Linked DNA regions of Homo sapiens: region 2 is linked to region 1. A link is an interaction called in ENCODE POLR2A ChIA-PET data of the cell type or tissue named here. Cell type or tissue: GM12878. All regions are shown on one strand.

What was found. Peaks named below come from ENCODE experiments on the same cell type or tissue, not always from the same donor. Only the 100,000 strongest peaks of a DNase experiment are listed, where the experiment ranks them.
Region 2: POLR2A ChIA-PET joins it to region 1 with 6 read pairs; 3 of 35 experiments call an interaction of 5 or more read pairs at or near these places.

What each region holds. Positions count from the first base shown.
Region 1 is chr19:18,372,894-18,376,893 of GRCh38, reverse strand. No RefSeq gene overlaps it. Among named protein-coding and RNA genes, the nearest start is that of GDF15, 11 kb to the left of the region's middle. RefSeq lists a silencer at 1,167-1,394 and enhancers at 2,812-3,031, 2,761-3,055, 2,243-3,442. In GM12878, no CTCF peak of the experiment used is centred here; DNase peaks (open chromatin) are centred at 2,363, 2,772 and 2,886; H3K4me3 peaks cover 495 bases; H3K27ac peaks cover 2,542 bases.
Region 2 is chr19:18,477,065-18,481,064 of GRCh38, reverse strand. All of the region lies in intron 1 of ELL (elongation factor for RNA polymerase II), which reads left to right. Among named protein-coding and RNA genes, the nearest start is that of ISYNA1, 41 kb to the right of the region's middle. RefSeq lists enhancers at 2,126-2,195, 1,609-2,511, 3,767-4,000. In GM12878, no CTCF peak of the experiment used is centred here; a DNase peak (open chromatin) is centred at 1,954; H3K27ac peaks cover 1,487 bases.

The DNA.
Region 1 (4,000 bases):
AGTCTTTGTCTGTAATTAGAACTTGATCATGACCACGCATGTTTTAATTTCATATATATATTTGGGGAACAGGTTTATTTATTTATTTATTTATTTTATTTATTTTATTTTTTTTTTGAGACAGGGTCTCGCTCTGTCGCCCAGGCTGGAGTGCCGTGGCACGATCTCAGCTCACTGCAAGCTCCGCCTCCCGGGTTCACGCCATTCTCCTGCCTCAGCCTCCCGAGTAGCTGGGACTACAGGTGCCCGCCACCATGCCCACCTAATTTTTTGTATTTTTAGTAGAGAGGGGGGTTTTGCCGTTTTAGCCAGGATGGTCTCGATCTCCGGACCTCGTGATCCACCTGCCTCGGACTCCCAAAGTGCTGGGATTACAGGCGTGAGCCACCGGGCCCGGCCGGAATACAGTCTTTGCAAAAAAAAAAAAAAAAGCGGTTTGGAAAACTATCTAAACAAAGAGATGGCTACTGCCTTCCATAATTAAAAACAGAAACAAAAATCACAAAACTCTCAGGAAGGTGGAGAATCTGATTTCTGGAGTTACCATAATTTAGAATATTCAAATGCTCGCTTTTCAACAACAAAAACATCACTAGGCATACAGAGAAACAGCAAAGTGTGGCGCATTTTAAGGAACAAAATTAACAGACAGAAACCATCCCTAAGGAAGCCCACACATCAGACTCACTAGACAAATACTTTAAAATAACTGTCTTCGCTGGGCGCGGTGGCTCACGCCTGTAATCCTAGCACTTTGGGAGGCTGAGGCAGGTGGATCCCCTGAGGTCAGGAGCTCAAGACCAGCCTGACCAACATGGAGAAACCCCGTCTCTACTAAAAACACAAAATTAGCCAGGCACGGTGGTACATGCCTGTAATTCCAGCTACTCGGGAGGCTGAGGCAGGAGAATCACTTGAACCCAGAAGGCGGAAGTTGCTGTGAGCCAAGATCACACCATTGCACTCCAGCCTGGGCAACAGAGCGAGATTCCATCTCAAAAACAAAAAATGAAGAAGAAGAAGTTTGACACCAGCCTGGGCAACACGGCGAGACCTCATCTCTACAAAAATAAAAGTAATTAGCCAGGTGTGGTGGCGCATGCCTGTAGTCCCAGCTACTTGGGAGGCTGAGGTGGGAGGATTGCTTGAGCCCAGGAGGTAGAGGCTGCAGTGAGCTATCATTGTACCACTGCACCCCAGCCTGGGTGACAGAGCAAGACCCTGTCTCTAAAAACAAAAACCACAAAGTTTTTGCCAAGGAGCCATACTTTGGAGTATCACATTCTGAGTCCTGACAGCCTCCAGAAGGAACCAGTCCTGCTGTGACACCTTGATTTCGGACTTCTGGCTTCCAGAACTCTGAGAGAAGTCCCTGTTCTTTTAGGACATCAAGTTTGTGGTCAGTATTATGTAAACAATGTCATCTGCTGCCCATTTTTATCTCTGGTGGGTTTTTTTTTTTTTTTTTTTTTGAGACAAGAGTTTCTGTCTGTCACCTAGCCTGGAGTGCAATGGCACGATCTCGGCTCACTGCAACCTCTGCCTCCCGGGTTCAAGTGATTCTCCTGCCTCAGCCTCCCAAGTAGCTGGGACGACAGGCATGCGCCACCACACCTGGCTAATTTTTGTATTTTTAGTAGAGATGGGGTTTCACCATGTTGGCCAGGCTGGTTTCGAACTCCTGACCTCAGGTGATCCATCTGCCTTGGCCTCCCAAAGTGTTGGGATTACAGGCGCGAAGCACCGCACCTGTCCTTTTTTTTTTAGACAGAGTCTCTCACTGTCATCCAGGCCTCGGCCTCCCAAAGTGATGGGATTGCAGGCGTAAGCCACTGCGCCTGGCCCCTGTCCAGCTAATTTTTAAATTTTTTTGTAGAGACCGGGTCTCACCACGTTGCCCAGGCTGGTCTGGAACTCCTGACCTCAAGTGATCCTCCGACGTTGGTCTCCCAAAGTGCTGGGATGACAGGCATCGGCCACCATGCCAGGCCTCTTTTCAATTTCTTGATGGATATATTGACATCCAAAAGTTTGAAATTGTGATTGAGTCTAATTTGTTGTCCCCTCCAAATCCCCAAGTTTTCATCTTGTCCTTGTGGAGGGCAGGTTTTACGTTGCCAGCCAGTTAAGGCCAAGACTCGGTTCTCCTGCCTGCTTCTCCCCAGCCATGACCTTCTGTCCTTTCTGGGCCTCTGGCCTCGGTCAGGTGCCCTTCCCTCCCCCTCTTCCCCCCCGCCCCCACCCCCGTGCTCAGCAGGGAAAGCGGACCGTGGCAGCTGAGTATGAGTCAGCAGGGCTGGGACCATGGGGGGCGGAAGTGGTGGGCTCAGCCTCAGGGACCGGCTGTGCGAGTTCCTGCATAAACTGGCCAGGAAGTGGTCAGCTGAGGCTTCCCCCACGTGCTTGCTGCCCGGAACCCATTGGCCGAGTAACCCTGGGCCTCCCTCTTCACGCTCCACATTAGCAACCCAGTTCACACGCTCGCTCCCATCATAATTCTACTGTCCACAGTGTGTATTTATGAAGCACCTACTGCATGCCAGGCTCTGGCTGAGCTCGGATACACAGCCCTGTGATGGGGGTATGGAGATCTGCTCTGAGTCACAGGGGTAAACTGAGGCTCGGAACAGGGCAGCTCTGTGCCTGAGTTACACAGCACAGCACCTGGGTGACCTAACATCCCAAATCGTCATCCTCAGCTGGCTAAGTCCCTCTCTGTGTCTCCGTGTCCTCACCCTAAACAAAATATCTGGAGAATTTCCACTTTTTCTCTTTGTGTCTCTCTCTCCCTGGCTCTCCCTCCATTTCTGCCTGTCTCTCATCATGTCTATCTCTGCCTGTCTCTGCCTCCCCACGCCCTTATCAGCACCATACAGGGAAGGGAGAGGTGACAGCCTCACCCACCCCTCCCTGCTTCTAGGGGACTTGGACATGTCCGGGCAGGTCTGAGGCACTCCTGGTAAAAACTGGTGATTGCCTGGAGGCAGGGAGCCAGAACCCGAAAGAGAGGGTGGGAAGGTGGAAGACGTGTGGGGGGACTCAGTTGGGATTTCTGGTGCTGTACTTTGCCCCCTTACCCCCACCCCAGGCTGTCATCACACTGAGGATGTCTTGAGACCACTGCAGCATCTTTCCCAAACCTTGGATTTTGAGGGATGCATAGGAATCCTCCAAGCATCGATAAGGGCTTTGGGGAGGGTGGTTCTGGGAAGAGGAAGTAGGGGATATTGAGACTGCTGGGGGTCAGCAGAAACAAGGGAATGGGGTTCAAATGCCCAGTACAGAAATCCTATTTCCTGTAGGCGAAAGGGAGCCACAGAGGGTGTGAGAGGCTCAGCAGTTGGAATGGAGTGGAAGGGCAAGAATGGAGGCCAAGATCCTCATCTTTTCATTTTTATTTTATTTTTTTAGATACAGGGTCTCACTCTGTCACCCAGGCTGGAGTACAGTGGCACGATCTCAGCTCACTGCAACTTCTGCTTCCCAGTTTCAAGGGATTCTCCTGCCTCAGCCTCCTGAGTAGCTGGGATTACAGATGTGTACCACCATGCCTGGCTAATTTTTGTATTTTTAGTAGAGATGGGGTTTCACCTTGTTGGCCAGGCTGGTCTCAAACTCCTGACTTCAGGTGATCTGCCCACCTTGGTCTCCCAAAGTGCTGGGATTACAGGTGTGAGCCACTGTGCCCAGTCCACAGCTACTTTATAAGATTTATTTTTACTTTTGTAGAGATAGAATCTTGCTATGTTGCCCAGGCTGGTCTGGAACTCCTGTGCTCAAGTGATCCGCCTGCCTCGGCCTCCCAAAGCACTGGGATTGCAGGTGTGAGACAACGCACCGGGCCGACCTGCTCCTTTGAGTAAGGCTGGGAGCACCCAGGCGAGGGCGGAGGGGGCCTCTAGGGGATGGAGCCTCTTGCAGCCTCTCAGCCATATCCTGGGATGATCCTTGGACCCTTTAACTGCCTGTGCAGCCCTCATCCCAAGGGGGGACCTCCAGG
Region 2 (4,000 bases), 100 kb before region 1:
AAGGTGCGTGGAGCGTGTAGAGGCCACAGTTTTGGGCAATCTGCATATTTTTGTCTACAAGATTTCTGAAAAACCCTTTTCCATAAGCTTTCTATGCACCTTCGTGAATGCAGATAGAAATATCTGCTGCGGGCTGGGTGCGGTGGCTCACACCTGTAATCCTGGCACTTTGGGAGGCTGAGTCTGTCGAGTTGCTTGAACCTAGGAGTTCAAGTCCAGCCTGGGCAACATGGCAAAACCCTATCTCTACAGAAAATAGAAAAATTAGCCAGGTGTGTTGGTGTGTGCCTGTGGTCCCAGCTACTCGGGAGCTGAGGCAGGAGGATCACCTGAGCCTAGAAGGTCGAAGCTGCAGTGAGCCGTGTTCACACCACCGCACTCCAGCCTGGGTGACAGAGTGAGAGCTTATCTCCAAAAAGAAAGAAAGAAAAAAAATACTTGCTATGCCGGCCACTGAATTACACTTGGCTTGTAGCCAGTTGGAGTCCCTTTCCTGCTCTTACAGGCCCACCTGGCCTGCTGAACACACCATCTGTCCTCCCAGGCTGGCAGAGGAGCTGCCGTGGGTCCTGCCCTCTGCTCTGCCCTGACCGTGGCCACCTGGTTCCCTAGGCTGGAACCAGTGAGGTCCACAATGTGTCTGTCCAAGTTCCCTAGCTCGTCCCTGAGCCAACCAAGCTCACTGGGCAGATCTTCCTTTGTTTTGTAGTTCACGGAGACAGCCCCACTCAGTCACTGTCTAAACTCTCCGTGGCCTCAATGTCCTGCTCCAGTCCTGCCAGGAAGTCTCAAGGAGGATTCCTGAATAGCGTTTCCCAATCATTTGTGCTTTACTGGAAAGGGGGGGCCTGTTGTGGGGAGGCCACCGTCCAGGGCTCTTCCCGGGACTTCACCTTCCCTCTGCTGGACCACACGCCGTGGCTTGGCAGGGTGACCCAGCTCTGTAAGATCAGGACGTGTGTGCTGACACTGGTGCTTGGGAGAGTCAGCAAGATGGACTTCTGAAGAAGGAACAGATGCATTCCTTTCTGTCATTTCCTGCATCAGGGGTGGGGTGGCAGGCCTTGCCCAGTAGACAGCAGGGAGAACGTGCTGCCTGGGGAGAGTGGGCACTTCTGCTGAGTGGGTGCTTCTGGAGGGTGGTGGGAAGGATCATGTGTCTTTGGGGCAGCCTTGGCACCTGCTGCCTTGGGCCTCATTGTCCCCAGGCTGGTAGCAGGTATCCTGGGACCTGGCCAGATTGGGCCCCGTCCATCTGTCTGTGTGTCTCATCTCTTCACTGTGCCCTCTCCCTAGTTTCTGTCTTTGCTGGAGAGTTTTTAAAACAATCCTAGATTTTTTTTTTTTTTTTTTTTTGAGATGGAGTCTCACTCTGTCGTGCAGGCTGGAGTGCAGTGGCTTGATCTCAGCTCACTGCAACCTCCGCCTACCGGGTTCAAGCAGTTCTCCTGCCTCAGGCTCCCGAGTAGCTAGGATTATAGGCGTATGCCACCATGCCTGGCTAATTTTTGTATTTTTAGTAGAGATGGAGTTTCACCATGTTGGTCAGGCTGGTCTTGAACTCCTGACCTCAAGCAGTCCACCTGCCTCAGCCTCCCAAAATGCTGGGATTACAGGTGTGAGGTACCATGCCTGGCCAACAATCAGATACGTTCTTCTTCACCCGTAACTTTTCCATTTATATTTTATATTTGTTGAAGGGAGCAGGTCTTTTTTCCCATAGATTTTTCTGCTTTCTGCTCTGATGGTCGCTTCCCGTGGCAGGGTCAGCCCAGGGCTTCTCAGCCCCTGCACTGCTTGACATTTGGGGCAGGAGGTTCTGTGTTGCCTGCAGTGTGCTGAGCAGCATCCCTGGCCTCCCCCGAGCCAGATGGTGGGGACTGTCCCCGCCCTCAGTGGTGAGGACCAGAAATGGCTCCAGACATTGCCTCGTGCCCTGGGGAAGATTCACCCACCACACTTCCTGTAAACTGGTCACTCGGCCTGGAGGTGGATTTCGTAAGCCACTTCCTGTTGCTTCATCCCCGGAAGTGCTCTTTGCCGGAGGGGAGAGGATCAGGGGATTCTGGCCCTGGAGAGGTTCCTCCTCACCCTTTCCTCTGTCTCAGCATTGAGGACTCTCACTGCCTCCCAGGCTCTGCACCCTCGACCCTTTTCCCAAAGGCATTGCTGTCTTTACAGGAGTGTCCTCATTGAGGGGGAGCTGCCTACAGGAGTCTCCCAGTCTGTGTTCAGTAGCCCCAGTGGGCGCCCAGGCCAAGTGACCGCAGGGCGCAGGCATCACTGCCCTGCTGTGTTGAGGTCTGTTCTCCGAGTCAGGGTCTGAAGTCCAGTTGGGTCTGGGGAGCACCAGCCTCGGCACAGCTCAGTGCCTGCCTGTCCGGCCTTGAAGACCCAGCTGACCTGCTGACTGTGTCAGGCCAGCTGTGGCGGCCCTACCAGGCTCCCCAGCTCCCACCTGGGGCCCTGGCCTGAAGTACAGCAGCGGGGGTGACTTTGTATCTCAGGAGCTCCCAGTTCCATACCTCATGCTGGGTAATGAAAGTTGGATTTTTGCCACTCGAGGGCCTGAGAGGACTTGTGGGGGTGATGACCCCTCAGAGGGTCTACAGAGACTGGGCAGGCGGTGGCCTGAGGCATGGCTCTCCCCTGCTGGGTGTTCTTGGGTGTGAGATGGGCAGTACCCTGCAGGTGTCATGTGCTACTGAGTTACCCCGTTATTTAATTAATGCAGCCTGAGGCCAACCCCAAAGCTTCTAAGGCAGCAGGGAAATCACCTGTGCTACAGTCTGTTCCTGACCCTCTGTCCTGCTTCATAGATGAGGTAACGAGGCGCTTGGCCCCCCTGACAAGGGTTCGGCCATGACACCACGCATGTTGGCTCTGGAGGGAGCAGCCAGAAGAGGGTGTGGTGGGCCACATGCTGTCAGGCGTCCCCACCAGGCCAGGCTGGTGAGCACAGAGGGTGACAGCTGGTCCCACCGTGAAGGGACCTAGCTGGCTCTGCCTGTCTGCAGCCGACACTCACCTCCTGGGCCCTTGATTGGCTTGTCAGGGCACTGCACCCCAGCTGCTTTCTGTGTTTTTTCTCATCCCCCCCACCCAGTCCTTGTGTTCTCATCACCATCTATTTAGCACCCCACATTCAAAACCCCAGCCTCACTACCGTAATTTATGCCTTGAATGATCTTTTGCAGAAACATCATAAGAAAAAAGCCTTTTCTATTCATGCATGCTCACTGTGCCCGCGTCATCCTCTGCAAATCCATAGGTCCATTTAGGGTCACTCTCCCTCCTTCTGAAGAACTTCTAGAACCTTCCTCACAGTGCAGGCCAGATGCTGACAGAAGATTCTCTCAGCATTTGTTTGAGCGAATCTTTATTTCCCTTTCTCTTTTCACTGGGCATGGAATTGTGGTCTGGCGGTGTTTCTCCCTCAGCACTTTGAAGATGCCCTCCCAGTGTCGGGGCTGGCTCCTGATGTGCAGTGTCGGCACCTCGGCACTTGGGGCGACTGTTGTGGCTGTGCTGATTTGCTCATGATGCGCCACGACCTGGTAGTTTTCCTGCTGGGGGTTGACAAGGCTTCTTGGGTCTGTGGATTTATAGCATTTGTTACATTTGGGAATCTCTGGCCACTCTTTTCTCAGATCCCCCGCCTGCCCTCAGGACTCCAGTTACTTGCACGTGGGATCCCCTGCTGTCGTCCGCAGGTCACCGAGGTGGTGTTCGTTTCCTGTAGGCTTCTTACTGTGGGATTCATCTAGGTGGCTCCTGTGGCTTTGTCTTCAAGTTCGCTGCCCTTTTCTTCTGTGGTGCCTGCTGTGACTTCCACCTAGTGGCCGTTTCATTCCGATCCTCCGTGTCTCAGCTCCAGAAGCCCCTCGTGGCTCTCTCACGATACCCGTACGTCTTCCTCTTCAGCTGTTTTCCTTTAGGCTTGGAGCATTCCAAGTTCACAGTAGCTGTCCCAAAGCCCCTGTCTGTTCAGTCGGCATCT